5 separate regions of the Homo sapiens genome follow, and all the other regions are linked to region 3. A link is a loop called in an ENCODE intact Hi-C map of the cell type or tissue named here. Cell type or tissue: OCI-LY7. All regions are shown on one strand.

What was found. Hi-C counts contacts between places; a loop is a spot of excess contacts. Peaks named below come from ENCODE experiments on the same cell type or tissue, not always from the same donor. Only the 100,000 strongest peaks of a DNase experiment are listed, where the experiment ranks them.
Region 1: it touches region 3 in a loop (10-fold over the local background); 9 of 110 quality-filtered maps call a loop at or near these places.
Region 2: a loop joins it to region 3, with 12 times the contacts of the local background. A loop is called at or near these places in 3 of 110 quality-filtered maps.
Region 4: a loop joins it to region 3, with 8 times the contacts of the local background. A loop is called at or near these places in 37 of 110 quality-filtered maps.
Region 5: it touches region 3 in a loop (6-fold over the local background); 3 of 110 quality-filtered maps call a loop at or near these places.

What each region holds. Positions count from the first base shown.
Region 1 is chr6:6,219,986-6,224,985 of GRCh38, forward strand. It overlaps F13A1 (coagulation factor XIII A chain), which reads right to left. Exons shown (of 15, transcript NM_000129.4): 7 at 4,701-4,875; 8 at 2,048-2,186. Among named protein-coding and RNA genes, the nearest start is that of MIR7853, 53 kb to the left of the region's middle. In OCI-LY7, CTCF peaks have their summits at 953, 1,164, 2,344 and 2,548; DNase peaks (open chromatin) are centred at 946 and 2,376.
Region 2 is chr6:6,102,728-6,107,727 of GRCh38, forward strand. No RefSeq gene overlaps it. Among named protein-coding and RNA genes, the nearest start is that of MIR5683, 64 kb to the right of the region's middle. In OCI-LY7, CTCF peaks have their summits at 3,108 (motif pointing right) and 3,311; a DNase peak (open chromatin) is centred at 3,114.
Region 3 is chr6:6,492,809-6,497,808 of GRCh38, forward strand. All of the region lies in intron 3 of LY86-AS1 (LY86 antisense RNA 1), which reads right to left. Among named protein-coding and RNA genes, the nearest start is that of LY86, 93 kb to the right of the region's middle. In OCI-LY7, CTCF peaks have their summits at 2,100 and 2,306; DNase peaks (open chromatin) are centred at 1,533 and 2,113; H3K27ac peaks cover 663 bases.
Region 4 is chr6:6,054,928-6,059,927 of GRCh38, forward strand. No RefSeq gene overlaps it. Among named protein-coding and RNA genes, the nearest start is that of NRN1, 51 kb to the left of the region's middle. In OCI-LY7, CTCF peaks have their summits at 2,721 (motif pointing right) and 2,921; a DNase peak (open chromatin) is centred at 2,714.
Region 5 is chr6:6,405,264-6,410,263 of GRCh38, forward strand. All of the region lies in intron 4 of LY86-AS1 (LY86 antisense RNA 1), which reads right to left. Among named protein-coding and RNA genes, the nearest start is that of F13A1, 87 kb to the left of the region's middle. In OCI-LY7, no CTCF peak of the experiment used is centred here; DNase peaks (open chromatin) are centred at 1,908, 2,278 and 4,296; H3K4me3 peaks cover 2,802 bases; H3K27ac peaks cover 3,770 bases.

The DNA.
Region 1 (5,000 bases), 270 kb before region 3:
TCCACTTTAGAGGAGAAAAGAGGCACAGAGAGGTTGTGCCTTGCCCAAAGTCACACAGCTTGGGCAGTAGCAGAGCCAAGTCTTGGCCTCAGATCCCACTGAGCCCTTTAATCCCTGTGCTTCATGGTCTGGGCACGTCCTGAGTTGTGCTGGTCTCAGCCCCGCAGTCAGTCAGAGCATCTGATCAGGCATCATGCGTTGAAAACCTACTACAAGCCAGGCAAAGGAAGGGAAGAGGAGTCTCGGGCAGTGGTCTGCAGTGGAGGGTGGGTGAGGGTCCCAGGCCAGGAAGAACAGTCTCAGGGTGATGGGATATTTGAGTAAGGCACCAAAGGAACAAATGGTGTCAGGAAAAGGGGAAGTAATTTGGAGCAGGGACCTGAATGAGGACAGGGTTACCAAGGGCAAGATCTACCTTCGCTATTTTGTATTAACTCTGTTTAGGGCCTGTGGGGTTATTTGTAGGAGTGCCTCATAGGGACTTATTTGATGATGGGAGGTACCTGAATCAAGGAGCTGGGAAAGATAACTTTGAACTGCACTTAGCTACAAAGGCTGTGTGTGTGTGTCTGTGTGTCTGTCTGTGTGTGTGTGTGTGTGTCTGTGTGTTTTTAAGGAAGAGATATGGAGAATGCCAAATAACTATCTTTTTGTCATTTTTAACAATTGCAATGAGTTTTTGGGGTGACTATTTTGGTCTGTTTTGTCATCCCATATACATGCAGGGCTGCTATATTATAATTCTGCAGGCTTAAAGTGTTCTTTAAATTTCTGTTCAATTTACAGAGACAAGGTTTTGTCTTACACGTGCCCTCCAGCTTACTATGGCTCAGCTCATTCCCTTCCAATGAACCGAACTATTTTTAATTCATGGTAGCACTTTGCTACTCATTCAGCAATTTCATTTCAACATTCTCCAATGAATGTGTGCCCCTACTGGTGAGTTAATACTGCTGCTACAACTGTGATCCATTCCTGTAACATGAAGTTCAGGCACTTCTAACTTTTAGTTTTGCTTAAAATGAACTTGTAACTTCCTACCATCCCCATTTGGATGCTTGTATAACAGAAAGTGTTTTAGCTTTATTATTTGTGCATGAGACTCATTTTTGGCTTAGAAGTTCTACCTAGCTCAATGCCTGACCACAGAGGAACTTATGCCCCAATTTCCTCCCACACAGACCTTGATAAAAATTCTTCCTACTTAAACTCTTAGGATTTTTTTCGTTTCTTCTTAGTGTATTGATTTGGACTTAGGGGGTCTCAAGGAAAAATGGAATTTCCCTGGGATCTTAAGTTCCCTCTAGCCAGCTTGTAACAAAGCTGTTCAGGGCAGTGAGAGAACCCCACAGCTGGTTTTGGGGAACAATTTCAGCTTTACTCCCATTTCTATATCTCAATGAAAGGTGACAATATAATCAAGGAGAATCTCATCTTTACATTCGAAAAGAAAACCTATACTGCTGAAGTCATTTAAAAGGTTGTGGTTAATGGTCAGAAGCATTTGGGTTTATTCCCAGCTCAACAGATGTATGACCGTGAGCAAGCCTTTTTGGGCCTCAGTTTCCTCATTTGTAAATGGCGATATTAATAACATCCACCTGATACAACTAAAAAGAACTGGATAAGATCATGCATACACCAAGACCGATGCATAGTAAATACTAAATAAATGTTAGCTCTATTAGTCCCAGGGCACTGACCCAGAGAACGCTTGGCTCCAATACTTCTGCTATTAACTGTAATATTAATATATCAAGGTAGAGAGGAACTAGTATAGGCATATGCAGCAGCTAAAACTATGACCTTTTTTTGGTGGTTGCTATTATAAGGAATGATTGATTTTTATCACTAGGAACCCAAACTGTCTCTTCAGTAACATTTCTAATCATTTGCTAGAACATTCTTTGACAATCAGAGTTTTCTGCCTGTGCTGTTGAATGGTCCTCAAAATAGAACAGAAACATCAGATTGAGTCTATCTTGTGGTAAATGTGTAACATTACTATAATGTGACATCAGCCAATGCCATTGTCAATCAAACTCACCACACTGAATCCTTGGTGAGTTTGGAATTCACGTTCCCATCTTCTTCCAGGAAGATGTCCATTTGCAAATTGGCATCATTATCATGGGCAGAGAAATAATTGGTAACAATTCTTGCTGGTATTCCAAGGCATCGTAAAACTACAGGAAAGGACAGACCACAGCTAAACACATCACCAGCATTTAATAAACACAGAGTGAAAAAACCCTTCTTGTAGGGGACTTTCTTCCTGACCCAACATGAAAAGCCCTTTGGACATGTTATTCTCAAATGTTCCATGCTGGAAAAGGGTGGTCATTCAACCCCATGGGGGCGGTAGAGAGAAATCTTGCTGTGTGATCCTTCAGAATTGCAGCTGGTGTCAGGTGAAGCCAACTAGAGTAGAATCCCAACAGGGTTCTAATTGTTTCGTTTCTAAGCGTTTGATCATCAACGTAGTATTATTTTAGTCCCATGAATGGGACTATGTTCCCGAAAATACAATTTTAAAAACCCACTAATAGGAAGTTAGGAATTTACAGAGTAGGTCCTTGGTGGAATTTGCTGTCTTGGCCAGAATTTGCTCCTGTGACATGCATTGGTGGGTGACACCACAGATTCATTTTAGTTCATTTTAATAGATAACAAATTATCTGAATACCTTTCTTGCCATATGTACCTACTGATTAAACTTAATCCAAATGCCCTCCCTGCCTCCCAGGACACCAGACATCAGGGCTCATTGAAAATAATTCAGCTGACAATTTTAAGATTAATGACTTGGCTTGCCTTTTTATTTTCTCCTTCAGAATAGTTTAGCATTTTTAACCAAAGACTACCCACCTCCTTCAACAGAACAACCTTGGAAGTCCAAACTGGAGTCTGGTAGAGATTCAAGGGTCCCCCTCCTTAAAGGACTTGATCTTAATGCCCCAAACAACAGTGGCAGCTGCCACGGGCCTCCCGTTCCCATTTTCCTTTCTTGATTTTCAGCCCTGTTCACCCAGGGTCTTATCAATAAAACGATTGCCACTCTCATTCTGTTTCTGGCTGAACACTAATTCACATTATCCCAGACACGACTTGGTCAAGACTCTGCCTTACTCATAATTTCAAGAAAGTGAGGCTTGACTTTAGGGCACCTGTTCCTCCTTCCCCCAATTTCCATCTTCAGGTTTACTCTCGTTGTGACTTCCCCACTGTGTGTTTCTGCCTTTTCTTGATTTACCGCCAAAGCCTGTTTTCAGGCATAGATTGGATAACCTTTTTATGCCAAAGACACGAACGGATGTAAGGTGTTCACTATTTTATCTTGTTGTGAGCCGGAAGGAATTACACTGGGATAGTGAAATTGTAGGCATGGGGAGAACTTGGGTCCTTTCTGTCTTCTAAAATCATTTCACAAGAGTGGTTGCCTCTGTTGGGCATCTTTTACCTTGTCTTGGTTTGGGAGCCTCGAGGGATGGGATGACCTCCAACCTTTAACCTACCATGAAGTTCCGGCTTCTATCTGGAACTTCAGAGACCAGTGCTTCTAGGGGACTATACTTTTGATTTTCATTGCTCCCAAGAAATATGTATTCCTTCTTCCCTGGGTTATATTTAAATGGCTAAGAAAATAATCTTATCCTGTTTGATACTATGGGAAAATAAAACAAAACAAAACTCATGACTTTTTTTTTTTAAATTTAGATCACCAAGTCTTAGACTGTTGAGACTTTGAGCTAAAACAAATAGGTTTTGTAATCATTTTTTTAAATGACCTCCCTCCAGCCTCCAACCCCTCCCTTTGTTTTTGATTTAAAAAATGTTAGCTAGGTAAAAATTCTTTATTAATGAGCAGGCAGAAAGGACACCCCAACTTGAGCTTAATGTTTCTCCAAGGCTGTAGAAATGACTTGTGAATGAAAATCATTACCAGTGATGAAGACATACTGAAATAAATGTATTTTTAAAAATATTCACTGAATTAATTGTAATATCGTCTGGGTCTAGAGAGGCAAATGCCTCTGAAAAATGATGCATGACACTGAAGAGAATAATTCTGTTCTCATATGCTTTCCTCTACAGATTGGATGTTGGGTGGATTAAAAACCAGAGGGGAAACTGGAGAGGGAAAGATTGTTCATTATGTTCTGATCTCTAATTGCTCAGGGGCATTGAGAAATGTGGAAAAATGAATATGAGACCACCTGCTATAATACCTTCCATAACTGGGATAAAAATTAAGTGTATATATTTATAAAATTCTCAATAATAAATAAATACGCATATTTATACAACTTCTCAATGATAAATAAGCAATATATATCTTTTGTTATTTATTATTTTAGTTTTAACTGTTTTAGTTTTTTTAAAATGTGGTGGCTGAAAAGAAAATGGCTTTTTTCTCTATATTTTTACTGTAACCCTCTATTTCTTCGGGTGTTAAGTGATGGATTACACAGGATATAGTCTATCATTCTTTCTATAAAGATTCTGCAGTCAAAGAGAAACTATGAGCATATTTGGCCCACTACAATTTAATTATGCATTGACTACATCCCAGAATGGCTCACCCATAAATTCTATAGTGTCAACAGGGGCTGCTATGTCTCTTTGTTAGGTTATAGAAAAAATGTCTTAGAGTGAAGTTTCCTTTATATTAAAAAGAAATTACTCAGTTGGATACTTACATGTGTTAAAGACACCAGCAAAAACCCAGCATTGGCCATACCGGACTGGATTCTCAGAGCTCCGGTATTCCAATAGAATGTCAACGCTTCCAGTCCAGGCCGATGGGGGGACGCCATAGGCATAGATATTGTCCCAGGATCCAACGAGGACACCTTCGTCATCTTTGGCATTCACCTAAATGAGTCCGTGAGAAGTGAGAAGGAAGAAAGTTCATTTAGGTTTGTCTACTCCAGGCTATGCATGGCGCAAGCTATGGCTGCCATTGCCTTCTATATGTTGTGCCCAGTGAAAAGAGTTCC
Region 2 (5,000 bases), 390 kb before region 3:
TTAGCTTGTTGAGGTGCTGCTGGATTTGGTTTGCAAATATTTTGGTGAAGATTTATGCATAAATGTTCATCAACGATATTGGACCAAAGTTTTCTTTTTTTGTTGTGTTTCTGCCAAGTTTTGATATCAGGATGATGCTGGCCTCATAGAATAAGTTGGGGAGGAGTTCTTCCACCTCAATTTTTGTAATAGTTTCAGCAGGAATTGTACCAACTCTTCTTTGTACGTCTGGAAGAATTCAGCTGTGAATGCATCTGGTCCTCGACTTTTTTTTTTTTTTTTTTGATTGGGAGGATATTTATTACTGATTCAATTTCAGGGTTCATTACTGGTATGTTCAGGAAATCAATTCTGCCTCATTCAGTCTTGGAAGGGTGTATGTGCCCAGAAATTTATCCATCTCTTCCAGGTTTTCTAGTTTGTGTGCATAGAGCTGTTCATAGAAGTCTCTGATGGTTATTTGTATTTCTGTAGGGTCAGTGAGAACATCTCCTTAGTCATTTCTTCTTGCAGTTATTTGGATCTTCTCTCTTTTCTTCTTTGTTAATGTAGCTAGTGGCCTATCTATCTTATTAATGTTTTCAAAAAACAAACTGCTAAATTTGTTGATCTTTTCAGTGGTTTCTTCATGTCCCAATCTCCCTCAGTTCTGATTTTGGTTATTTCTTGTCTTCTGCAAGTTTTGGAGTTGGATTGCTCTTGCTTCTTTAATTTTTCTAGTTGTGATGTTAGGTTGTTAATTTGAAATCTTTCTAACTTTTTGATGTGGGCATTTAGTGCTACAAATTTTCCTCCTTACCACTGCTTTAGCTGTATCCCAGAGATTCTGGTATACTGTATCTTTGTTCTTATTAGTTGCAAAAAACTTTTTGATTCCTACCTTAATTTCATTATTTAACCAAAAGTCATTCAGAAGGAGGTTCTTTAATTTTCATGTAATTGCATGGTTTTGAGCAACTTTTTTTAGTCTTAATTTCTATTTCTATTGTGCTGTGGCCTGAGAGTGTGTTTTATATGATTTCAGTTATTTTGCGTTTGCTAAGGATTGTTTTATATCCGATTATGTGGTTGATTTTAGAGTATGTGCCATGCAGCAATAAGAAGAATGTATATATTCTTTTGTATTTGAGTGGAGAATTCTGTGGAGGCCTATCAGATCCATTTGGTTCAATGTTGAGTTCAGGTGCTGAACAACTTTGTTAATTTTCCACCTCAGTGGTCTATCTAGTACTGTCAATGGAATGTTGAAGTCTTCCACTATTATTGTGTGGGAGTCTAAGTCTTTTTGTAAGTATCTAAGAACTTGTTTTATGAATCTGGATGCTTCCGTGTTGGTTGTGTATATATTTAGGATAGTTAGCTCTTCTTGTTGCATTGAACCTTTTATCATTATGTAATGCCCTTTTTTGTCGTTTTTGATTTTTGTTGATTTAAAGTTTGTTTTGTCTGAAATTAGGCAGCAACCCCTGCTTTTGTTTCTGATTTCCATTTGCTTGGTACCTCCATTCCTTTATTTTGAACCTATCGGTGTCATTGTGTGTGAGATTTGTCTCTTAAAGACAGCATACCATTGGGTCTTGCTTATTTATACAGCTTGCTACTCTGTGCCTTTTATTTATTTATTTTTTGAGACGGAGTCTTGGTCTGTCACGCAGGCTGGAGTGTAGTGGTGCGATCTCGGCTCACTGCAACCTCTGCTTTCCAGGATTAAGTGATTTTCCTGACTCAGCCTCCCGAGTAGCTGCGATTACAGGCGTGTACAAACACATCCAGCTAATTTTTATATTTTTAGTATAGAAGGGGTTTCATCATGTTGGCCAGGCTGGTCTCAAACTCCTGATCTCAAGTGATCCACCCACCTCAGCCTCCCAAAGTGCTGGGATTACGGGCGTCAGCCACCGTGACTGGCCTACTCTGTGCCTTTTAAATGGGGCATTTAGCCCACTTACATTCAAGGTTAGTATTGATATGTGTGGATTTTTTCCTGTCATTGTGTTGTTAGCTGGTTACTATGCTGGCTTGTTTGTGTGGTTGCTTTACACTGACCTGTGTACTTAAGTGTGTTTTTGCATTGGCTTGTAAGTCTTTCTACATTTAGTGCCCCTTTTGAGATCTCTTGTATGGCAGGTGTTGTTGTAATTAACTCTCTCAGCATTTGCTTATCTGAAAAATTTCTTATTTCTACTTCTCTGAAGAAGTTCAGTTTGGCTAGATATGAAATTCTTGGTTGAAGATTTTTTTCTTTAAGATTGTTGAATATAGGCCCCCAATCTCTTCTGGCTTGTAGGGTTTCTGCTGAGAGGTCCAACATTAACCTGATGGGGTTTCCTTTGTTGGGAACTTGACCTTTCTCTCTAGCTGGCTTTAACATTCTTTCTTCCATTTCAGCTTTGGAAAATCTGAGTATTATGTATCTTGAGGGTGGCCTTCTTGTGTAGAATCTTGCAGGGGTTTCCTGAATTTGACTATTGGCCTCTCTACTGATGCTGGAGAAGTTTTCATGGATGATATCCTGAGATATGTTTTCCAAGTTGTTTACTTTCTCCCTGTCCCTTTCAGGGATGGCAATGATTCAAAGATTTGGCTTCTTCATATAATTGCATACTTCTTGGAAGTTTTGTTCATTCCTTTTAAATCTTCTTTGCTGTTTTTCTGACTATTTCAGAAAGCCAGTCTTCAATTTCTGAGAATTTTTCCTAAGTTTAATCTACTCTCCTGTTCATACTTGCAATTGCTTTGTAAAATCCTTGTAGTTTGTTTTTCAGCTCTATTAGATCAATTAGGTTATTTTGTATACTGGCCATTTTGTCTGTTAGCTCCCATATAATTTTATTGTGATTCTTGGTTTCCTTAGATTGGGTTTTCCCATTCTCCTAAATCTTGATAATCTTTGTCCCTGTCCATATTCTAAATTCTATTTCTTTCATTTCAGCCAACTCAGCCTGGTTAAGAAACCTTGTTGTAGAACTAGTGCAGTCATTTAGATACATAAGACAGTGTGGCCATTTGAGTTGCTAGAGTTATATTGATTCTTTCTCATCTCTGTTTGTAAGTGTTCCTTTAACTGTTGGGCTGCCTCTGATTGAAGTGGTCAGTAGGGGGCAGGGTGGTTGTGCTGGAGTCCCAGGTTGGAGAAGTGAGGACTGGGACTGTTGCTCTGGGGTGGGGAGTCTCCCCTAGCTCTGTGTTACTCCCAGTTGGGCAATTGTTCTGCCTTGCTTTACTCCTTTCTCCATGGGTTAAGTTGTTTTCTTGATGAAGCCCAAATGCAATGCATGTACCTGAGTGTTTAATTTAAAGGTGCTGTATTTACTTGCCCCTTCTATTTCTCTCTGTGAAAGTGGCACACACTAGGGGCTTCTAGTCAGCCATCTTGGCCACTGCCTCTTAATTTAGTTTCTGATCTTTATTGTTTCCTTCCTCTTCGTACTTTAGATGTAGTCTTTTTTACAGCTTAGTAAGGTTGAAGTTTAGATAATTTAAGACTATTTAAAATTTTTTTGTTTTAATTTTTGTGAGTACATACTAGGTGTATATAATTTTGTGGTACATGAGATGTTTTGTACAGGCAAGCAATGCATAATAATCACATCATGTAAAATGAGGTATCCATTTCCTCAGCATTTTTTGATACAAAAAGTCCATTCATACTCTTTTAGTTATTTTACAATGTAAGATTAAATTATTATAGACTATAGTCACCCTGTTGCGCTATTAAATACTAGGTCTTATTCATTCTTTCTATTTTTTTGGTATCCATTAACAATCCTCACTTTCTCCCCACTCTCCTACTATCCTTTCCACCTTCTGGTAACCATTATTCTACTCTCTATGTCCCTGAGTTCAGTTGTTTTGATTTTTGGGACCCAGAAATAAGAGAAAACATGCAATGTTTGTCTTTCTGTGCCTGGCTTATTTCACTTAACATAATGACCTCCAGTTTCTTCCATGTTGTTGCATTTGACAGAATCTTATCCTTTTTTATGGCTGACTAGGACTCCATTGCGTATAAGTACCGCATTTTCTTTAACCATTCATGTGTTGTGTACACTTAGATTGTTTCCAAACCTTATGTATTGTAAATAGTGCTGCAACAAATATAGAAGTGCAGATATATCTTTGATATACTGATTTCCTTTCTTTTGGATATATACCCAGCAGTAGGATTGCTGGATCAGTAGCTCAGTTTTTAGTTTTTTGGGGAAACTCCAAACCGTGCTCCATGAGGGTTGTACTAATTTATATTCCCACCAGTGTACAAGAGTTTTCTCTTCTCCACATTCTCACCAGCATTTGTTTTTTCCTATCTTTTGGATATAAGCTCTTTTAACTCAGGTGAGATGATATCTCATTGTAGTTTGGTTTGAATTTCCCTGATGATCAATGATAAGAGCACCTTTCCGTATGCCTGTTTGTCATTTGTCTGTCTCCTTTTGAGCAACGTCTATTCAAATTTTTAGTTCATCTTTTGATTGGATTATTCAATTTGTCCTATAGAGTCGTTTGAGCTCCTTATATATTCTGGTTATTATTCCATTGTCGTATGGGTAGTTTGCAAATATTTTCTCCCATTCTGTGAGTTGTCTCTTCACTTTGTTAATTGTATCTTTTGCTGTGCTGAAGCTTTTTAACTTGACGTAATCCCACTTGTCCATTTTTGCTTTGGTTGCTTTTTGCCTAGACCTATGTCCTGGAGAGCTTCCCCAAGGTTTTCTTGTAGTAGTTTCATTGTTTGAGGTCTCAGATTTAAGTCTTTAATCCATTTTGATTTGATTTTTGTATATGGCAAGATATAGGGGTCTAGTTTCATTCTTCTGCATATGGATATTCAGTTTTCCCAGCATCACTTATTGAAGAGTATTTTCCCCAGTGTATGTTCATGGCACCTTTGTAAAAAAGGCTTTGGATTTTTTTGTGGTTGAATCTTGGTAGGTTGCATATGTCCAGGAATTTATCCATTCTTCTAAATCTTTCAACTTATTTGCCTTATAGTTGCTCCT
Region 3 (5,000 bases):
AAGAAACGGTGGAGGAAGTCACTGTGGGCACAGAATCAGCCCCCCATGCCTTGCATGCAACAACTTAGACGGAAACAGACTCACTTCTCAAATTGATGAATTGGCAGCTGGACATCCAGCTGCTGGGCGTTCCCATCCTGGTTGAAAATTCTGTGTGACATTGGCCATGAGCGATAAACCATGGAAACCAGTGCTAATGAGATCTTGTTCATCCATTGGCTCAAAAACATTGCCTCAGTGAGCACAGCTATGCATGATTAATGGTGGTCAAGAATGAATGCAGAGTTATCACTTCAGACAAGGGAAAAGTTGCATGCATCCCCCAAATTTCTGGAAAAAAAAGAAATGAATTCAGAAAATACAAGCAAGGGCAGGATAGAAGGGGAAAATACTTATTCGAGGTTTGCCACTAGAGATTTCACTTTTATGATGCATTTCAGCAAAACAAACAAACAAAAACATTTAGATTGTTTTCATGAACTATATAAAAGTAAATCGATCCATAAAAGGAGAATAAATAAAGAATTTAAACCACTTTCTTGCCAAAGAACCTTTAAAAAGGAAATATGTTGTTTTTAACAATTCCAAAATAGTCAATAGAATGTTTAGAAATAGTTGATAAAACTACTTTGTTTAGAACTCAATTTTCAAATTGAATCTATTTCTTTAATTAAAAAAACAAATTTACAAAAAAAGATAAAGTGGTAATAAAGGCTGAGATTGGCTGTATATTCAGCAAATGAACCTCCTCAAATCATAACTGCTACATCCATTTCACGACGACTAATGATGGCCACAGCCATTTGTGTTTGTATCATCATCCAGACTGATGACTAAGACAGGCAAAATGAACAGATCATCCATGGCCATTCATTGGACAAGTGTGCAGCTCTGCCTCATAAATAAGATCTACTGTCATTTTTTTCCTAATTGTATAAGCAATACATGGCCACTTCCCAAAACTGAAAAAACAAGGAAAATCACAAAGCAAAGAAGATTCAAGCTGTCGATAATTTCGCCTATAGTCCAAACTACTTAGAGGCTGAAGCAGGAGGATAGCTTGAACCCAGGAGTTCAAGGCTACAGTGCGCTATGGTAGTGCCACTGTACTCCAGCCTGGGCAACCAGCAAGACCCTCTCTCTGAAATTATAATAATAATACTAACAACAGATTCACATTTCAAAGTACTCATTGTTAACATTGTAGAGAATGCATTTCCATATTTTTCCAGTTCTTAATAAAAGATATAAATATAAATAATGTACAGCTATAAGTAAATAATATAAAATGTAAATAAAGTAAATATAAAACCCTATAATATGATTTCATTTTCTTTTATTATAGTCTCTAATTACTGGTCAAGTATATCTTTTCAATTTTTTCTCTGTTTTTGTTTTTTGTTTATTTTTGTTTGGTTGGTTTTTTTTTTTTTTTTTTTTTTTGAGACAAGATCTCACTCTGTCACCCAGAATGGAGTGCAGTGGTGTGATCTCGGCTCACCACAACTTCCGCCTGCCAGGTTCAAGCAAGTCTCCTGCCTCATCCTCCTGAGTAGTTGGGGTTACAGGCGCATGCCACTCCCGCCCAGCTATTTTTTGTATTTTTAGTAGAGACAGGGTGGTTTCAGTATGTTGGCCAGGCTGGTCTCAAACTCCTGATGTCAAATGATCCACCTGCCTCGGCCTCCCAAAGTACTGGGATTACAGGCATGAGCCACTGCGTCCGGCCCCATTTTTCTGTTTTAAAATCAGTGAAATTCCTTTTCTAATGTTTAAAGTAATTTAGTCTGCTGACCCTAACTGAAGATAAAAACTGAAAAATTAAACAACCAAACCCCACACCAACCTTCTATAAATTTTCCTTGTTATTTGAGGCCCCAGGATCTTTGCTTGTGCCCTTCCCTCCACATGAAATGCTCCCTCCTTCTGCTCATCTGCCTACAAACTCCTGGCTTTTGGTAGAGGGCACTTAACTACTTAGTTCCACGTGTTTTCCTTAAAGAGGAAGGACTTAGACGTCATTCCCAGGAGGGAATACCTCTTTCTCCCCTAACTCAGTGCTCCTGAGGTACAAGGCAAGAATATACAGCATTAGGGCGCCCCCTTGCTCCGGTGGACAGCCATGCTAGAGCTCATGGTTTCATGGGACCTCCTTCTTCTGGGCTGTTTTGCACTTGCCATGGGGAGGCCGGCTGTAGTCACACCTCTGGCTAGGTGAATATTCACTCTGCAGACTCAGTTACTCTCTTGCAGTAAACCGCAGGTCTTCACATGGACAGGAGGACTGCAAAGGCCAGAAGTTCCAAGTTTCATTCTTCAAACTTGCTTAAGTCGTTTAAAGTCTTAAGTGGGTATTTCAACACCTATCTAACTTCTACATGTAATTCTCAGGGTTCAGAACTGGGGCAGAACCCAAAAGTCTTCCTTGGACCACATCTGTCATAACAGAATTAACCTTTTATACATACATTTTATAGCACCGAATCATATTTGTTCACATGGCATATCCCATTTGAGTCTAAGGCCTCCTTAAGGCAGAATATTGAGACTTACTTGTCTCTTCATTTCCATAAATCATTCTATTCCTATTATGCTATTTCCTAGCATAATATCTGGCATATAGGAACACTTAGTAAAAAATCTGTTAAATGAGAAGATCGCAAATTGTTGGCAGTGTCACATATTTGTAAACAATCAGACAAATTTTTATCCAAAAAGTTTCCCTACAAATAATAGATTCTTATAATGATAAGATGTCCCTAGAACAGTGATTCTCACATGTTTCAGAATCATCTGGAGCAGAGAACACCTGCTGGGCCACCCCTGAGTTTCTGGTTAGTCGTTTTAGGCCCTAGACTTTACATTTCTAACAAGCTCTCAGGTGATATTGATGCACCGGTCTGGGAACCACACTTTGAAAACTACTATCCTAGAACAATCATTCTCAAACGATTATCAGAATCACTTCTGTTACAGTTGCCCCAGTACATTTCTAAAAAATAAAAAAAAATTTAAAAAGAATTACCTCTGTTTTGCTAAATTTCCACATATTGCTATGATATTCCGACCTGGAAAGGTGGATGCAGAAATCAAATATTTCATACATGACTCTGTGATAGCAAATCCATCCAAAGACAGATAATTGGAAATCACTGGACTTGGGCCGCACTCACAAGCTAACTTTGGAATGACATGTAAAAAAGAATTTCCTGGCCATATCTTCTGTGACTCATTCTGTAACTGTGAATTATTGAGTAACTAACAATTTTCTGGGGAAATCTACTCCAAGATACCGTATGGTGTCTTGGTTTGGGCTAAACTTCACTATTTAATTCCTGATTTTATCATGCCCTATAGGACTGTTCTTCTGATCTGATCAGGATACAGCAAGTCTCAGGACAGCAATCTCTTCACCAACAACTATTAATTAGACACCCACTAAGGGAAAACCACCATGGAAGCTCCAAAGTGGAGAGAAAGAAGCAAAATATTTAGCTGTCTGGAAATATCAGTTGGCTGTAAAGATAGAAAATAGATACATTTTTTAAAAAGATATTTCTAATAACAAACAATAGTTACCCAAAGATTGGTGAAGAAAAGAAAAACTAAAATAACTTTGAGGAAGAGAAGGATGGATTTCTCAAAGCTAGAGAAGTAAAGAAAAACCATTTGAAGAAGAAGAAGGAACTGTAGAGTTATATCGGAAGACAGAATTGAAGAGGCAAGATCCTACCTAGAATAAAGTTCCAAAGAGAGCTTGAGACCCAAGCCAATTATAGAAGGACAGGTCTAGTGATAGAAGTAGGACATCTTGACTTCCATAAAAACAACAAGGGCACCTCTGTCAATTAGCTACTGGCTCTCTTCTGCAGATGACATTGCTCTGGAATAGTATGAGTCTGATTCCTCAGTACCATCTGGCATTTTCTGACTAAGAGCAGCTCTTGTGCTGAAATGCAAAAATGGTAGTAGTTAAAATAGCACAGAGAAAATGGTGGCCTGTGTTTATCGACATGTCTTAGCGTATAGGAGTCAATAACTACTAGATGTTATAGAAAACACATTCATTTTGATGAGCCCTGAGGCCCTGGAATACCTTTCTCCAGTAGGTGATAAAATTGCTGATTGTTGTCTTTGGGAGAAGTTAAAGTGGAAATTAAATGGGCCCATGAAGAATAATAGCCCTTTTGATTTCTTTTTGGACGAGGCATGTGTGTTACTGCCTATGCCTTCACTTGATGTAGCAAACACTAATGATGATATCACGGTGTTCCTTAGTTATTGAAAACCATGTGAAACATTCTAAAATAATTCTGTAAAGTAATCTTCTATTTATCTCATCATGTAAATGTGGCACCACACCTGAAATCAGAAATAGAAAATATTGAAAATTTTGAAATCAAATGTAGCATGCCCTGAGATGAGACACGATTGTTACAGTATCCGCACTAGTGACATCAACGACTAGCTGTGGATGAATAGAATAGGATACTGAAGTGGTTAATCATTAATTATTGTCTTGGAGCCTTCATGCTTTTGTAAAATCATCTGCCCGCATCTGCAGCTTTGGCTGAGGGACATAATCAGACCACTGTGCTTTTATCAATACACTCATCTCTTCCAGGAAGCAGCTTTATGGGCATGGTGGACACGACTAAATCTTGGGAAATCAGATTCTCTCTCATAGGAAATTGGGTCTCTCACTGAAAGATTGTGTCCGTTACTAGTGGGAGTCAAGACAAAGTCATGCAGACTTGAGGCTGGTGGCCTCAAGCGATGAGCAGAGGAGCCAGTCTTTGGGGGAAGAAGGCTGAAGATATGCCTGACAGAAAAGCTGCCAGGTGACTTTCCAGTTCTTGTGGGACCCAGCAGGCCCCCAGCACTTTGTTTCTCATGGGCACATAAGAGGGAGCTGACCACGGCTGCGGCAGGGCCCGCGCCACATGCAGCAGTGTTTGTTCATGGTAGCGCCAGCTATGCAGCCCAGCGGGTCCATGGGT
Region 4 (5,000 bases), 440 kb before region 3:
GGAAGATATGAATCAAGGAACCTCATCACCCAAGCCTCAACACCCTATGGATAGAGTGGTCATCTGCTTTCTCCCAAGACAGCCCAGGTTTATGCCTCCTATCCTGTAATGGTTATTACTAACCCTGCCTCCTCCCTCATTTGCATGGACCTTAAATTATTAGATTTATAAAAGTGCCAACTGTGTAGGCTATGAAAAGTCATATGGTTTATCGTCTAAATCCCCACTCATTACTGGAGTCCATGTGGCCCTTCAGGAGCTGACCCGACCTACCATTCCAGTGTAATTTCCAGCATTTTCCAATGCACTCTGTGTTCCAACTCTGCTGAACTACTGGGTTCCCAGAATGTGACATGTTTGATTTCTCGTGGTTTGTATGTGGCGGTTCTCTCTGCTGTTGGGAATTCATTTTCCCCACAATGTGCTCAATCTACTCTTCTCCCAGACTCTTCTAATACTAGCTCTTAGTGAAATCTCACCTGGAAGCCTCCATTCTTTGGTGCTTTGTAGAACTTTAACTCACTGCTGACTGTTTGTGGATTCTACCATCAGGCCCACTATGTGTTATGCCCAGTGCAAGTCTGTGTGAGGGAGAAAGAGAGGGAAGAAAAAGAAAGGAAGGAAAGAAGGAAGAAAATAAACATGGAGAGAATCAATAAAATAGGCATTATTACTATAGAGTCCATAGCTGCTAAAAGGGAAACTGGAATTTGGGAGTAACTTTTGCATAAGACTGTGATATTTCTCTTTAATTATCTGTTCATATTTATTTTCCTCTTGTCTCTTCCTCATTGTTTATAATAAAGCTTCAAGGAAACCCTCAAATGTCTTGTGCACTTCTTGAGACAGGCTAGGTGTGGGAAAGCAATGAGACTGCATATTCTGCAGTGCTGCAGGGAGAAGAGTCTGGCCACAAAGAATCAATGAAGGTCCGTTTAAGACAGGAGCAGAAAATCCAATCCTAGAGCAATGGAGAAAATAAAAAGCATGGCAGGGGCTAGCCTGGGATCACAAAGTGTCCTGGGGGTGTCTGCACTGGCAGAAGGTCCTGTATCCTGTCATCTGGTTGAATTTCAAAGTTATAGCTACGTTCATTATAATACTATTTAGGCAAGGACAGAAATCAGTACAAAGGAGTTTTTATTCCATGAGGATCTCATTAGAAGATGGATGCTCATAAAGAGAAGGTCTTAAGATGTCAGAGTATTTGGCCAAATATGCTTCTTCACTTCTTCAGGCAGTTTCTAAAGTGTGGTCCATGGATCATCTGCACCAGATGATGCTAGCGGCTTGTTAAAATGCAGATTCTTGGGCTCTTTCCCAGACCCGCTGAACCAGAATTTCAGGAGCAGGTGTGGACTCCAGATTTTCCACAGCTCATAGGGGGCCCCCGTATTTACTACGCTGTGAGAACCGCTGCCCAGGGAGGGCTTGGTGGCCTTTCCTCACTGTATTCTACCTTGGACAGGAGTGAGCTCCGTGGGAGAGTCAACATTTTCACACAATGGTTGAGCTGTAGAGCGAAAATGTACCATATTACTACCTGAGCCTCCCCTGGGAAACCCGGACAGAGGGGGTGGGCCTCACCTCCAGCCATGTTTCTTCTGCCAGGAATGATTCACAAATTTCCATGCTAATTATAGGGATGGCTGAGAGGCTCTAGAAAATTCCTCTTCCATGCTTCTTTGCAGCAGAGGTTGGGATGAGATTGCGATCAACCTGACATCTTCTCTTTGAATTTCCTGCATCAAGGAGACAGGCATCTGATTTCCCAACTGGCTTACTTTGGCTGTGTCGGCACTTCTATAATAAGCTCTGTCCGGTTTCTGAAAATGTGTGGAAGGTTAACATAGTGGGTCTTTGTACTTAGTGGCCAGGAGATGAGATGCAGATCAACACAAGGGAAAGGCAAAGTCTCCTTAGTAAAATGAAACACTGACATTTTTAGTGCTACGCGGAGAGGACTCTTACAGTGCAATGGTAGCCATTTTCCAGGTGTCCAGCTGTCCCTCAGTGGCACATACCCATTACACTGAAGTGGGTGGAGTTTTAGAAACTATTAATATTTTTAAATTGCCTTTTCCTATCATTTAAAATCATCATTTTCTATACCACAGAATCCCTATTCCAAAATTTTGGGAATCCACATAGAGCTTTGTTTACCAGCTTATTTAGGAGCATATGTGTATTTCGTATGGAGTTTTTGTATTACTTAAGAACAAATTATTCAGGATGATAATTTCTGTATTATTTAAGTCATCGCTGTCATGCTGCTTTTAAAACAATACTTCTCAATTTGCCTAATGTCTTGAATTGCTCAACTTTTTGAGCATGGATACTATGCTTGAACTCCTGTCTGTCTGTTTTTTAAAATTACATCTGATTCGCTCAGATAGCACACAATGCAGAAAGTTTGTTTTCAGTTTGGGAACTGCGGAGTCTGGATTGCTTAGATGGCTCCAACAAATTCATCAGTCAAATGTCCCTTTACTGATAGAATATTTGTGGAGTCAGTTTGAATAATCCTGTTAAACATGGATGATTGGAAAACAACGTAAGAGCGTTTTGCTTGCTGCTAGTGCAAACCAAAGAAGAATCACCTGATGTGAAGAATCATCTAGCTTTAAGGCTTATATTCTGGTGTTGATAGCCTCTTGAAGGGCTGTTAAACTAACTCTTTCAAAGGCAAGGTTCATCAAGTTCACTTTGATCCAGTAGAGGGCACTGTATCTCTGTCCTTATGCATACATTTGTCTGTGTATTACATAGTATTATACATGCCCTATATTACAATATATTACTATAACGCCGTATAGCCCATTTGCCTATTTAAAACTCCTTTGGAAATTTACCTTTTATCTTCCTCAAAGGATGAGAGATTGTAATAATCCGAAACGATGAGAGATTATGTGTGATAGCGCACTTACATGTGAATCAAGTATCCATTGTTATATATTTATCCGTCTGTATCAACACACGTGTGGAATAAGCAAAGCAGGGGTTATTTTTTTGAAAAGCAACATTGAAAAAGCAACATTTTTGAAGACTCTGGCTTTTAAGGGGGTATTACTGCATTTTCCCCTCTCTAGGAAGAATATGAATTTCTTGAAAATGACTTTGATAGCTCAAATCCCAGAATCCAGAATTCTGATTTTAAGTTGTTTTCCGTTGTGCCTGCCCCAAGCACCCAGCTGGCGTCGCCCAGGAAGGTCAGCTCGCGGCGTGGGGCTGGAGTTTCAGCGTCCTGGGCTGCGGGCGCCTACCATGAGCCTGGGTGTGTAGTGCCCGGAAACCTGCTCCTGCGCGCGGAGGTCCTGCTTCAGCTCCCCACGAGGTCCGTGGATTTCAAACCGCCCTCTAGAAAGCCTCCTAGTGCGATGTTGCTGTGGGAAAACCCCTTCCCGCCCTGGCTCGGGCTCCTGGCCTCGGTGATTGCTTGCTGTTCCTCCTTCCCAATCCTTCATGTTCAAGTACGCCCGCAGACGAGCAAATCGGAGCAACCCGAGTATTAAACACAGCAAAGCAGTTAGAGTTGAGAAATCCGGCTTTAAACCTAACACAGAGCAATAAGGCTTTGCAATGCAGGGATAATTTGACTACAGTGACTACAGAAGAGGAACATCGTTTCTGTCCAATTAACCTGGAACAGGCATTACTCTCCCCATGATAAACATGATGACTTGTGGAGAATGGGATCTAATTATTGAAGTTTTTGGAAATTCAGCCCAACTGGAAAGTGAATGCGTCCTTCTCTGCCTCTATTAAAAGGGAGCTTGCTTTTTTAATTCTTCTAGAAGAGCTTATTAATTCCTGTTAGAGAATCTGCTGCTGCACTAAGGGCTTTAAACCATGACACTTTTTGAAAGGGTAACAAGATAAAAGGAACGTGTTGGATGTCATCGGTCTCGATATAGTTCTAAAGTTTTGGTAATCAGAGTGCAGTGTTGAAGGCCTGGAAGTAGGGGAGAAGATGGAGGCTGGCCTCCACAAGATTGCAGATAGTCCAGAAAGTCTGCAGAAGAATCATTTTCATGCCTCCTTTCATGTTACCTTTTTTTTAAAAAAAAGCAATTCCCCTTCATTTCTTCTTACTTTATCAGGAAGAAAGGCTCAATTAGCTACTAACACATCTTTAACTGCTAATCTCACTAAATTATTTTAATTATAGAGGCTCTGGGCAAATATGTATTAAATGAATGAATTGGTCACATAGAACTAAATAAATCACACATTTTCCCACCTCTGTGCCTTGCTGAGGCTGTTCTGCTGTCTTGGACATCCTTTCCCCTTGGTTGGGACAAGTTGAATCCTGTTTATCTTTCTGCACTGCACCTATAAGAGGTTTTATAAAAAGAAATGACAAACCCACATTGGCAAAGGTGTGGTGAAAATGGCACCTTGTCTGTCACTGGATGGAATGCACCTGGTTTTACCTTTCTGAAAAACAATCAATGTACCTCATGAATTACTCCTCAGTAAACTTATCATAATAAGGTAAGCAAAGATTTAGGGAGCAGTGTGTTTGTTTAAATGTTATTTTTTTGTGTTGGGTCTTGGCTAGGCTAGACAAGGAGATGAATGGAACTTAACCTAGGTAAGCAAGCCTTGTCTGGGAATCTATTGACATCTGATTAAATGGCAACTGAGACGCTTCTTGGAAGAGAAGTGGGGTTGGAATTAAAGAAAATTACTATGAAAAATTTCAAACACACACAAAAATAGAGTGATAGAATAAACCTTCATATTCTGGTCACCCAGATTTAACAAGTATCACAATTTTGCAATACTTGTTTCTATCCCTTCATTTTTTTTGCTGAAATATTTTAAAGCAAATCCCATTTCTCATGCCAGTTCATCTTTACATACTTCAGTATGCACCTTTTAAAAATATTAACTTTCTTATGTCTGCAATGCCATTATTTGCACCTAACAAAATTAACATTTTCTTTGTATCATTTATTATTTGTTTTTTAATAAAAGTTTAATTTTTATGGGGGTAG
Region 5 (5,000 bases), 88 kb before region 3:
ATTTTTCACGTTCGGTGGACTTTGACTCTTGTTCCCCTTGTCCTGGGATTCTGCCAAAATCTCACTTCAGTTTTTCCACTGTTGTCTCTGGATCAGCAAATACTCTCACAGCAAAAGTTGTAAATGTTTTTTTGTTTTTTTTTTTAATTCCTATTTCATCTAACTGTTTTTACTTGTTCTCAACAATAGGGTTTCTTCAAATTGTCTTGCTCATCATTACTGAAAGCAGACAAACCCCACTGAAAAGTATACTTTATTTCTCAAATTTCAGTATTGATCTTATCAGCAAAATAGCAATAACAGTGATAATAATAATACCAACCTACTCTTCTTTGGTGAATGTTAAGAAAGATAAAGATTGAAATACCTATTTCTCTGCAGAAGACACATTCCTGTCATTTCTTTCACCATAGTGGAATTTAAGTCATGTTTTTCAGAAGCCAACTCTAAATTAAAATCACTATAAAGTCACCAACAAAAACCAAAGATAATATGGTCAAGATCTTCTTTTCTGTTTGCTTTAAGGATTTGTTCTATTTTAGAGTTCTCAAATAGTGGGGAATATTTTCTTAACAAAAGGGCTCAATCTTACTGCCATAAATACATGAATAGAGGAGAAAAGCCTCCAAGTGAGAACTGAAAGGTACAATCCCCACATTAAGGGGGGTGATTTTTTATTCTGTTTATAAATGGACTCAAATTTCATGACTTAATTTTACTTTTCTTAAAACTAAAAATAAATTCACTGGAACCTCAGAGTAGCAGAAATATCCTAAGTTAAAAATTCTAAAATTACTTCAAAGGCTTTGGGGTTCATGAAAAGAAGTTCCATTCTCAAAACTCTGAAAATGGTTCAGTTTATTCCCAAGGCCTGCTCAGGAATGAAGTGAGAGCTGAATCTGTTTTATTTTCAAGACTAAAAACATATCCAATTTTATTGAGTTTATTGCACAATTAGGCTGCAGATTTGAGGAGCCAAAATAAGAAAATTACAAATCATGTTTTGTACCTCACCCAAACTAGATGACATTTCTCCAAATTAATCAGCTACCCCATAAAGGATACTAACATGAGATCTGCAGAGACTTTCTTCATGCCAAAATATTATGGTGACTTTGTATCTAAACAACAGCCATTTCCAAGAAATGCTGAAGACAGCATGTTTCAAAGGCCAGGATCTTTCACCTGTATCCCAGCGCTTATTTTCCTATGTCCTGAATACACTTAGGTTGCTGGCTTTGGCTCCATTCTGATTTCTCATACACTGTTTTCTCTCTGTTCCTAAAACATTGTGTCATCATTTGTTGTGAACAGTTGGAGAAACATACAAAAGAGGCCTCCAGGCAAAGCTCTTTCCAAAGTGAGAGGAGCTGCTGAAAGATCTTGACTGGTCTACAATGTCAAAAAAGAAAAAAAAAATGACAAAGCCAAAGTTCCCCATCAACCTAAAGAGAGGATTACTTTAGAACTCATTGCATTGGCAGGACAAAGTACTTCATATGGTCTCTCAATTCTCTCTAACATCTTCCAAACCTCTTCACTGACTCTCATCCAGATACTTGCCATCACTCTCCTGCAGTGAATCCCAAGCTCTTGGCAGCATTGTAGGAATGACTCTGTTTGGCAAGCTTTCGTTGCAGTGGGCAAGTGCCACATATAAACTTCATGTGGAAATATGCACAAATACCTAACAGCGGGCATTCAAACACACTTGTTTGAAGATGCTAAGCTTCTTATAATACTTTCTTCTTTTGCATCATAAGAGAAAACATTCATCATGTGTCAGGGGGCAGGGGGTAAAAAGAGAGAGAAACACAAAATGAATCAGATATTCTCCATGTAAGCATTGATAGTCGCTTGGCCAACCTAGCAAAACATTAAAGCAAGAGCATCTGGTCTTGGTTATCCTCTGCTTTTCCCTTGAGAGTCTTCTTCCTTCAACAGGCATCTGTTTATCTCTGCCTCCCATCCTCCACTTTCTAAGTTCTCCAAACATGAAGCTGGTACTGTTTCCTGTGTTGCATTTCACTATTGGGAACCTGACGTTCCAGTTTTTCCCTCCTTCTCACCTAAACTGTCCTGCATTTCATTTCCTCAGAGCTTTGCTCTGTTCTGCTCTGCTCTCTCCAAACTGAATGATTCTTTCTGGCTCATGTGTAGATACAAGCTGTCTACACTTTGCAAAGTTCTCTCATGCATGAATTTCAGTTACCACAGTTACCACCAGTTCCCCCCAACAACATAGTTCCAATTTCCGTTACCACAGTACACTAACTCTGAGTAAATGCATGAAGTACAAACTTCACTGTTAGCTCTTCAATCCACAGATCACCACGCAATAACAGATGTACATCATGATCAGAGACCAACTACATCACTTCCTTCACATTCCCCCAGTGACTGGTCACTGTGCATCTGTTATCAGTTGATGCACAGACAGAAAAGCTGTGGTTGTGTTGCCTCCTTGGCTCCCAGTGGTAAACATACATGACGTTTTATAAAAATGAATACTCAAAAGAGGGAATTAGTTAATAAACATGACAGTCTAGTAAAAAACAAAAATGATAATGGTGAAAGTGAAATTCACATTGAAAGTAAATGGAGTTATAGGAAAAACAGCTGACTGTGGAGATGTGAACCTTGTGTCTATTGGAAAGACTCTAGATAGGCAGCCAGAGGAACTTAAGGAAGGTGAATTTATACACAAGAATTAGGAAGGCAGCAACAAGGAAAAGATTGAAAGTTAAGGTAAGATGTCTGAGAGAAAGACACATCAGCAAAAAAAAAAAAATCATATTGAAGGAATTGAAAGATGTTTCATGGCATTGAAAGTTCAAAGGATAAAATGTTGGAAGCTGATCCAAACTTAGAAAGGAGTGTGACATTCTGCCAAGGCATAGAAACTATGTTTGCTCCATAGAGTAAGGTTTATGACAAAAAGAAGGCAAGCACTCTTCAAACTACTCTTGGTAAGTTTTTTACAAAAAATAAAACTCCTGAATGCTCCATGTTTCTAATGACTTAAATTAGACTGCACTAAATAAATATTAGTTTTACTATATTTTTCGGTTTTCTGTATATTTATACCCATAGTAAGAGCGTTTTTCATATTATGGAAAAAAATTGAAAAACCACAAAGCAATCGTAATGATTATGAACATGGTTTTGCAGGGTAGCAGAGCTGTTTTTATTGTCCCACACACCATGCAGATCAGGGACTGACAGTCTATGCTCAACAACAGGATAACACCACGACCGCTCTTTGATAGAATAGATACATGTTAAAAGCTCTTCGTTAAAAGTATTACATAAGCAATAATTGTGCCTCTCCAACTCTAAGTGAAAACAGCCATCACACTATTTTAATTGAGTTAAGCAGGACTATATACAGTCATGTGCTACTCCATGGTATTGCAAGCAGTGACAGGCTACATACATGACAGTGGTCCCATAAGATTATAATACCATATTTTCATTGTACGTTTTCTATGTTTAGATATGTTTAGAGATACAAATACTTATAATTGTGTTACAATTGCCTACAGTATTCAGTACAGTAACCTCCTGTAAAAGTTTGTAGCTGAGGAGCAATAGGCTCTACCATATGCCCTAGGTGTGTAGTAGGCTATACCATCTAGGCGTGTGTGAAGGCACTCTGTGATGTTCGCACAATAATGAAATCACCTAATAATGGATTTCTCAGAACATATCCCTGTCATTGAGTGATGCAAGACTGTATATTCTAATTGATATCTATTCTAGCCCTCCAGCTTCATTTCTCTGCTACTCACTCTCCTTTTCTCTTCAGACTTGCTGGCGTTTTTTAAAAAATATATTAAATATTTTGGATAGACAAAACATATAAAGAGTATTAAAATTAACTGCCTACTACACTCCCCTGCTTAAAACAACAATTTTTACAATATGGCTGAAGCCCCTGTGTTCCCCTCTCAGATTGCACCCCCCACATCATTCCTCACCACCACCAACACCTCTGATCCCAGATTCTATGTTAATCATTCCCATTGTTTTGTTGCTCCTATTTGTTGGCATATCATGAGCACTCACACGCTTTTCCCGATCCTGGACCCTTTCATGCCTCCCCAGCACTGCTGCTGTTTCCTTTAGCACAAATCCCCTCCTCTGCTCCGCAGCCCTGCCCACCACGGTTCCCTGCTACTTTATTTCAGGTGAGAACTACATTTCGTCATCACCTTCTCGGAGAGAAGGGACCTGGGACCTCCCTCACTGGGTCAGCTCCTGTATTGCAAGTTCTCATAGCACCTGGCCCCTCCCCTTTGCACTGGGCATTTCAGATGTGGTTTTGCATTCATTTGTGTGATTCCTCCATAAGCGGATGTCTCCACACTGCTCCTGAGGGCAAGAACCAGGTCTGCATTCACTGGGCACTTCATCCTGGCACTGTGCCCTGTGCCTTGCATCTAGAAGTCACTTGATTCAGATTGAATCAACAGGGTCAAGACTTTCCTTGTTGTTATGCTCTTTGGGAAGCTCTCATAAAAATTTGAAGGTCAAAGCCCTCTGGCCACACATTGCAAAACCAACAAAATAAATAAAAAATATTTAAAATCCATGTGAAAACCAAATTCCAGCAATGACCAATGAAAAACATGCATACCGATCCCCAAAGGTCAGTGTGATGGAATTTGTCCTACAGTACTGAAGAAAACTGGGCACATGGAAGCAGCTTCCAAAGTGAATTTTCTTCTGCCGTGGCCTAATTTACAGATTGGGAAGTTTGTGTCTGTGAAAAGGTGGCACAGGCAGCACAGGCAGCACAGGCACCCCTGCCCAACTCATGGGTAGTGATGATTTCGGCAGAACTTAAAAGAAATAGAAGGGATGTTTGGAAGAGAAAAGAAAATGTAGCCCCAGACATTCATCAGAGGCTGGCTGGATTAGGAAATCTTTTAGGAGGGGGCAAAAAAGAAAAAGGCCATTTAAAGGTTTCTTGCTCAACAGTATACATTTTTACTGAG